2 separate regions of the Homo sapiens genome follow, and region 2 is linked to region 1. A link is an interaction called in ENCODE POLR2A ChIA-PET data of the cell type or tissue named here. Cell type or tissue: B cell. All regions are shown on one strand. Each heading gives the region's core, and the rest is flanking DNA. Links, peaks and the distances in the headings are about the cores only.

Region 1 (4,438 bases), core at 224-4,223:
TCAGTGACTGTACATAAACCTGCTTAGATAACATGCTAGAGAACTGTGACTTAGCTCTAATATCCTTTTTAGAAGATACAAGTTTATAGACTTCACTGTGTCATAAAGGATTCAATCATCACGACTCTATTGTGACAAACCCTTATATCGTTTCATCAGCGTATTCAGTTCACCACTGTTACCTTCAATACCATATTTTTCGTTATTAGAAAACCAATGATTTTTCAGCTGTTAAGATTTTTTTGACTGTCTCAAATAGTTTTTGGAATAAGGCACAGTAAAATATGATTTAAAACTTCTTAGGCAAACAATTTTGGAAACTCTACTGACCTCTCCTCCCAAAAATCCAATCTATCTTCCTGCAAGTCTCTACCCTAAACTATGCTACATACCAACTCATGCCATCATCCCCATTCCTACAGGCTGGTCACCAGTACTTTCCACTAAAAACCAGGACTTCATGACACATTAAGGGCATCATGTAATATGCCAAATTACTATGATAATTGGGTTATATAACCATGTAAGGACAGATGCTAAGGGAAAAATGGAAATGAGAAGACATGGCTACAGAATAAAATGGGACTGAATATGACAATAGCTAAAAACAACATTAAAGGAACAGCGCAGATACAAAGGTTAGGAAAGTATTATATATGAACAAAACCTGAGGATTACTCCTTAACTGCATTTCTCCTTCTTGACAGACACTGAAATATTTTATGTCTAAATAACAACACTTCCGAAATGACAGACTAAGGGTCTGTGAAAATCTGCTCCCCCATAAAAGCAATAGGAATGCTGGCATAAACGGTCACAATCAGTATTGTCACAACTCTGGAAATTAACCAAATGCGTGCAGCCATCTAAGAAATTTATTCAAGAAAATGGCTCAGCAAGCTTCAAGGCATTTTTTAACTTGCACTATTCCCACCCCTTAACCCCAGCTGCATGACAGCCTTCAAAACTAACACTTCTGCAACTACAATAGCTGTGTAACCAGCAGCACAGCAGCCACTGGAGGGTAAAGAAGAGGTTGAGAGTTCTCCAAAAGCCCTATTCCCCCAGAATGACTGGACCTGGCTAACAGCACCCTAAGAAGCTCCATTCTCAGGCTTGTCTTTATTGGACTGACCCAGAACTCACTGTGTGAATAGCCCTGTCCAAAATTCATTGGTCAAAAACAATTAGATGCAAAGATTTAACACCATGACGGCCTGAGGCAACATTACCAACTGGAAATAACAAAAGGTTGAACAAAGACAAAAAGAAAAACTGGGAGGAAAGATGTTCATAGGATAGATACTCTGAAAAGCTCTGACATGTGCAGGTCTGTGTCCATGCAGAGGAAAGATCTCAAAGGGTCCTTCCGCACGCTCCTGGGACACCCTCTGCGCTTTGGCTTCTTGTCATCATCAGACTCTTCTGTCTCACTCTCAGAAGCAGAGGATCTCTGGGCCTGCCTCTTGGACTCACTGTCAGAGTCACTGTCATTTGTCTGAGCCTGAGAAAGACCTTGAGCAACTGTGCAAGCAGGAACTGAAAGTTAAGGCAGAGTTGTCAATTGCCTTCCAGAGCATTGAAACGTGCCCCAACAACACATACCCAGCCCTTCAACAAAGGCTGGTAGACTTACAGGCTCAAAGCATTTAAGGAAATCTCTGTTCAATCATTAGCTGACCACTAAGCTAAAGGAGTAGAGACTACACATAGCATGACAAGGATCACATAACATGACAAAGAATACAGACTTCAGATAACTAGTACAGGAAAGTCACTAAACAAGCAAATACAACAGCAGCGGCAAACACAACACATGGCTGGGAGGGGAGATCTGATTTCCAGAGTTGCCATATGATTTAAAATGTCCAGTTTTTCACGGGAAAAATTACGGGACATATAGAAAACCAAAAAGTAAGCTGGGCATGGTGGCTCACGCCTGTAATCCGAGCACTTTGGGAGGCCGAGGCGGGTGGATCACCTGAGGTCAGGCGTTCGAGACCAGCCTGGCCAACATGGTGAAACCCTGTCTCTACTAAAAATATAAAAATTAGCTGGGCATTGTGGTGGGCACCTGTAATCCCAGCTACTCGGGAGGCTGAGGCAGGAGAATCACTTGAACCCAGGAGGCGGAGGTTGCAGTGAGCCAAAATCGCGCCATTGCACTCCAGCCTGGGTGATAGGAGCAAAACTCCATCTCAAAAAAAAAAAAAAAAAAAAAAAGTATGAAGTATGAAGTATACATAGGAAAAAAAGCAGGTAATAGAAACCATCCCTAAGGAAGTCTAGCATGTAGGCTTATAAGACAAGGATGCTAATCAGCTATTATAAATATTTACAAGAGTTAAAAAAAGTCTGCCTAGAGAATTAAAAAGAAAGGTCGAAAATGATATCAATAGAAACAGAAATGCTGTTTAAAAACGGACATTTTTTAAAGAGTGAAATAGAAATTCTAGAGTTGAAAACTACAATAACGGAAATGAAAAAAAAAATCACTGGTGAGGCTCAGCAGCAGATATTAGCCTGAAGAAGAGAGAACTGCCAAATCTGAAGATAGGCCAATTGAGATTATCCCACGTGAGAAACAGAAAAAAAGAAATTAAGACTTTCCTTCAAAAATGAAGATGAAATTAACAGTGCGAGCTAAGCCAAAATAGAGAATCCATTGTTAGCAGACCTGCCTCAAAATAAAATGCTAAAAGAGAGTCCTTTGGGCAGACATGAAAGGACATAAAATAGTAACTCAAATCACATGAAGAAATAAGAGCACCCATGGAATAATAGAGTAAGTAAATATAAAAACAGTATACATGCATTTTTGTAACTCTTTTCCTTCTATCTGATTTTAAAAGACAACTAACTAGGCTGGGTGTGGGTGGCTCACGCTTCTAATCCCAGCCCTTTGGGAGGCCGAGGCACACCGATCACCTGAGGTCAGAAGTTCAAGACCAGCCTGGCCAACATGGTGAAATCCCATCTCTACTAAAAATACAAAAATAATTAGCCAGCGTGGTGGCAGGAGCCAGTAATCTCAGCTACTTGGGAGGCTAAGGCAGGACAGTCACTTGAACCTGGGAAGTGGAGGTTGCAGTGGGCCGAGATTGCACCACTGTACCCCAGCCTTGGTGAGAAGAGCAAAACTCCGTCTCAAAAGAAAAAAAAAAAAGAGACAACTAACTATATAAAGTATGAATTATAAAACTGCATTGATGGGTTTAAAATGTGTAAAGATGTAATGTGCGACAACAGCACAAATGGGGATGGTGAGCTATAACTGGGGCAAAGTTTTTATAATGCCATTGAAATTAAATTGATGTTAATTCAAAGTAAATTGTTCTAAGATGTTACTTGTAATTTCTAGGGCAACCACTAAGAAAATAAGTGAAAAAAAAAGTTTTTTTTTTAAGGTAATTAAAATGGTATATTATATATTTAACACAAAGGAAAGTAGTAATGGGGAAATAAACAAAAAAAACATGACATATAGAAGACAAATAGCAAAATGCAGACATAATTCCTACTTTATAATAACTGCATTAAATGTAAATAGATTAAATACTGCAATCAAAAAAAAGAGATTGGCAGAAAAAATATTTTTAAAAAATTTTAAGATACCATCTTTTTTTTTTTTTCCTTCTTCTTTTAGAGAGTTTTGCTCTGTCACCCAGGCTGGAGTTTAGTGGTGCCATCTCGGCTCACTGCAAACCTTGGCCTCCTGGGTTCAAGCAATTCTCGTGCCTCAGCCTCAGCCTCCCAAGTACCTGGGACTGCAGGTGTGTACCACCACACCTGGCTAATTTTTTGTATTTTTAGTAGAGAGAGGGTTTCGCCATGTTGAGACCATGCTGGTCTCAAACTCCTAGGCTCCAGCGATCTGCCTGCCTTGGCCTCCCAAAGTGCTGGGATTACAGGCGTGAACCACCATGCCTGGCCAAATACCATTTTTTAAAATTTCAAATACCCAAAAAGAAAGCTGGAGTGGCTATACTAATATCAAACTGAAAATAGGAATTAAAACAAAAATTGTTACTACAGACAGAAATACATGTTACAATAAAAAGGCCAATCAAGACCTATCGATTATAAAAAATATATACAATTAATAAGAGTCCAAAAACACATGAAGCAAAAACTAACAATTGAAGAACAAATGGATCATATAAGAGTAACAGAGATGTCAACATCCCATTTTCAATAATGGGTAGAACAACTAGGCTGCGCACGGTGGCTCAGGCCTATAATCCCAACACTTTGGGAGGCTGAAGCAGGAGGATACTTGAGGCCAGGAGTCTGAGACCAGCCTGGGCAACATAATGAAACCTTGTCTCTACCAAAAAAAAAAATTTTTAATTAGCCAGACATGGTGGCACATGCCTGTAGACCTGGCTACCTGGGAGGCTGAGTGAAAAAGGCACTCAGGCAGGAGGATCACTTGAGC
Region 2 (4,438 bases), core at 183-4,182, 74 kb after region 1:
AGGCATGCCCCACTGCACCTGGCTAATTGTTTTGTATTTTTAGTAGAGACAGGGTTTCACCATGTCGGCCAGGCTGGTCTTGAACTCCGGACCTCAGGTAATCTGCCCGCCTTGGCCTCCCAAAGTGCTAGGATTACAGGCATGAGCCACTGCGCCTGGCCACACATTTCTTATTGGTAAAGAATACTGGATGTAGTTCTTTAAACTCTCCACCTTTGGTTCAAGTCCTGTGCTTCTTCAGAATAAGTTATTACTATAAACAAGGTTAAAAGACAAGTAACTTGTTTCCCAGACGGACTGGGAAACAAAATTTCAATGTACACATAACAAAGTATATAGATACACAACATATGAAGAATTACCTATCAAAAATCCAACCAAAAACTGCACAAAGAAAATGGATACGCAATTACGGAGAAGAAACTGAAATGGCCAATAAACTCATTTTTAAAAATAACTAAACCTCTGTTAACTTGGGAAACATTATAACTGGTTATTTTGCACTCATCTGCTTTGCAGAAATTAAAGTCTCTTAGTATTAAATAATTGTAAGAATAGCCAGTAACCCTTAAAATGTATACGAATCAGCCAGGAGCAGTAGCTCATGCCTGTAATCCCAGCAATTTGGGAGGCCGAGGTGGTCAGATTAGGAGGTCAGGAGACTGAGACAATCCTGGACCACATGGTGAAACCCCGTCTCTACTAAAAATACAAAAATTAGCTGGGCGTGGTGGCACGCGCCTGTAGTCCCAGTTACTCGGGAGGCCAAGGTAGGAGAATCGCTTGAACGTGGGAGTTGGAGGTTGCAGTGAACTGAGGTTGCACCATTGCACTCCAGCCTGAGCAACAGGGTGAGACTCCAACTCAAAAAAATAAAAAAGTGTATGAATCCTGTAATTCAATTTGTGGGCATGTAACGTAGACAAATTATCAAACTTGTATAGGACGAGGCAAATAAATATTCAGAGCTCTGTTCATAACAAAACCTAAATAATCCATATACCCATTTATGAAAATGTAAAAGTAAAATGTGAAATATTCACACTATGCAACTAAATGCAGCAGCTAGATTAGGGCTGAATTATGTCTGTAAATACTGTGAGCCCAAAAGTATCTGAAACAGAGCTCAATCAATTTAGAAAGTTTATTTTGCCAAGGTTAAGGACGTGCCCGTGACACATCCTCAGGAGGTCCTGATGGTATGTGCCCAGGGTGATGGGGCACAGCTTGGTTTTCACACATTTTAGGGAGACATGAGACATCAATATGTGTAAGATGCACACTGGTTTGGCCTGGAAAGGCCGGACAACTGGAAGCAGGGGAGGGGGCTTCCAGGTCATAGGTAGATAATAGACAAACAGTTGCATTCTTTTAAGTCTCTTGATTAGCCTTTCACTGAATACACAAGTTCCATGTGAGAAGAGAGTAGAGGCATAGTCATTTATGCCTCAGTCTGGCTTAGCAAAACAACAGGGCAGAGGAAGCAATCAGATACGCATTTGTCTTAGGTGAACAGAGGGGATGGCTTTGAGTTCTTTGTCCACAAGGAATTTCCCTGTGGGCAAATTGTTAGGGAGGTATGTAGCATTTTTATTTTTCTAGCTATCTTATTTAGGAAAAAAATGGGAGGCAGGTTTGCCTGACACAGTTCCCAGCTTGACTTTTCCCTTTGGCTTAGTAATTTGGAGATACCGAGATTTATTTTCCTTTCACAATATCAAAAAGAAAATTTCAAAACTATTAAATTTTTAAAACACAAAACATATTTACATAACCATGTACATTTTATAAGTGCCAACTCTTTATATGCCAAAATCATAAAAGTGACCCTAGCTATGTCTAACTTTTTTATTTTAAAACTTTATTAGGCCGGGCGTGGTGGCTCACGCCTGTAATCCCAGCACTTTGGGAGGCCGAGGCAGGCAGATCACAAGGTCAGATGGAGACCATCCTGGCTAACACGGTGAAACACTGTCTCTACTAAAAATACAAAAAGTTAGCCGGGCATGGTGACACATGCCTGTAGTCCCAGCTACTCGGGAGGCTGAGGCAGCAGAATGGCGTGAACCCGGGAGGCGGAGCTTGCAGTGAGCTGAGATCGCACCACTGCACTCCAGCCTGGGCAACAGAGCGAGACTCTGTCTCAAAAAAAAAAAAACTTTAATTATATCCTTTGAACTTTTCTGAATTCTTAATTTCTGACAAAAGAGGTCTGTTTCTAACACTGTAGAACTGATCAGTTCTAAGGTGCAGGCCCCTCCCCAGGATTCAGCAGTGCTCTCAGCAGTCACCCTAACACACGCAACACTACGGACCCTCCTTCCAGTGTTAAACAGAATCTATGGAAGGCCACTAATTTGGACCGAGCTCCTAGACCCTAACAGACCAAACCAAAATAGAGTCACTCATGTTAAACTTCTAAATTGTTTACCTTACCTTCAGGAAAGAAGATACCCAAATCCCCAGACAGACAGTGTGAGCTGGCATAAGGAAGTTCCCTCTGCTTTAACCCTTATAAGGAAAATAACCTCAAGTAACCTGATGTTAACCCACATTTTTGTACTATGTTGTTTTCCTGTTCCTGCTCAACCTTATAAAAACCGATTGTTCCACCATGCCCAATGGGCACCTATTTTTTTATAGATGGGGTGCTACCTAATTTGTTAATCAATAATAAAATCCAATTAGATCTTTATACTCAATGTGTTGAAATGTTGTCTTTTGACAGCAGAAAAAGGTACATGTATAAGAAAAAGTGCACACAAAATGCTGCTTATAATTTCAAGGGATAAAAAGGCTAAATTCCATCAAGTACCTCCCAGATTAAGAAATCCAGCAGTAAGGACAGAAAAAAAAATTTACCTTTAATCAGTGTATTTCTAAAATTCACAGCTGAAGCCAGGCAGGCATCACCTTAGCCTCATCATGCATACTACTTCTGCTCCCCAATAACCAAATATAAGTAGTTTCCATAGCACCAAACTATTAGCACCCAGGCATACATTAGAGAAACATGTATTCTAGCAAGAAGCCTGGTTAAGGTACAAATTAGTTAAGGCACTTCACAAATACCTACCTAATCAGGATCTGGCAATGTGCTAATACACAAAAGACAAAAGAAGCTTTCTATTCAGGTAAAATCAAAAGTCTTTGTAAATAACCAAGCTGTGAAAAGCAGTTACAAGGGGAGTTCTCCCCAGAATTCATTAACAAAAGAATACTTAACCACCTCGGGCAATGTATTTACACCCATTAAAGCCCTAAGGACAGATGGACCAATTTGACCAAGAGTTCCTTTCAGCCCTGTGAGTCTTGTCTTTAGTTAGCTATTGTTTAGGTTATAAACTTTAGACTTTTATAAAATATATGGTGCTTTCAGCAACTCCCAAAGTTCAAAGGAGATTAAAAGATCTGATTACCAATCCCAATAATAAATGTGAAACGTATGCCCATAACGTCATGGGAGTAAGAGGGGTCCCTGGATCAGGCCAGAGAAGAAACCGCAAAGGGACTCAACTTTATTACTAACAACCAACATTTACCAAGGCAAGCACGGTTTCTCAATCATAGGGTTTTTGTTTTTTTTGGATAGGGTCTTGCTCAGTTGCCCAGGATGGAGTGCACGTAATGTGATCACAGCTCACTGCAGCCGCAAGCTCTTGGACTCAAGCAATCCTCCCACCTCAGCCTTCCAAATAGCTGGGACTATAGGTGCATACTGCCACACCCGGCTAATTTTTACATTTTTTGTAGAAATGGCATCTCCCTAAATTGCCCAAGCTGGTCTCGAACTCCTAGCTCAAGGGATCCCACCTCAGCCTCCCAAAGTGCTGGGATTACAGGCGTGAACCGCCGTGCCCAGCCTAGTGGTGGCATTATAGATGCCTGAGGCTGGATAATTTGTTATTGTGGGGAGCTGTCTCATACACACTCTTGGATGTTGGGGAGCATCTCTGGCCTCTACCCACTAGAGGCCAGTAACACCCCCACCCCCAGAGTGACAAGCAAAAATGTCCAGGGTAATGGAAGGGGACAAACCTGCCACTAGTTAAAGACCACTGCCTAGAAGTATCATTTTATTTAATTTGAACTTCCTTCCCTAAGAGACAAGTACTACCCTTACTCTATTTTAAAAGATGAAGAAACAGGCTCAGACACTCCTGCCCAAGATTCTACAGCTAAAAAGCAGCAGAACAGAACAGAAAAGATCGAAACCCCGTCCCACACTGACCTTATTCCCAAACTTGCCTCAGTACAAGAATCAACTGAGGTTGCTGTTCAACATACAGATTCTTGGACACAACCCTAGAATTGCTGAATTTTTTAACTTTCAAGCAAGAAGCCTGGGAATATGTTGAACAAGCACCCCAGGTGATTTTTAGCAAGTAAACTTAAGGATTTAAACGTCTATATAAAGCTAGATTCAGAGGGAACAGAC

Evidence for each region. Peaks named below come from ENCODE experiments on the same cell type or tissue, not always from the same donor. Only the 100,000 strongest peaks of a DNase experiment are listed, where the experiment ranks them.
Region 2: POLR2A ChIA-PET joins it to region 1 with 8 read pairs; 6 of 35 experiments call an interaction of 5 or more read pairs at or near these places.

What each region holds. Positions count from the first base shown.
Region 1 is chr15:92,986,811-92,991,248 of GRCh38, reverse strand. All of the region lies in intron 26 of CHD2 (chromodomain helicase DNA binding protein 2), which reads right to left. Among named protein-coding and RNA genes, the nearest start is that of MIR3175, 85 kb to the right of the region's middle. In B cell, for the core only: no CTCF peak of the experiment used is centred there; no DNase peak of the experiment used is centred there; H3K27ac peaks cover 423 bases.
Region 2 is chr15:92,913,000-92,917,437 of GRCh38, reverse strand. The region is part of intron 2 of CHD2 (chromodomain helicase DNA binding protein 2); the gene reads right to left. Among named protein-coding and RNA genes, the nearest start is that of MIR3175, 11 kb to the right of the region's middle. RefSeq lists an enhancer at 1-139. In B cell, for the core only: no CTCF peak of the experiment used is centred there; a DNase peak (open chromatin) is centred at 2,397; H3K4me3 peaks cover 2,243 bases; H3K27ac peaks cover 4,000 bases.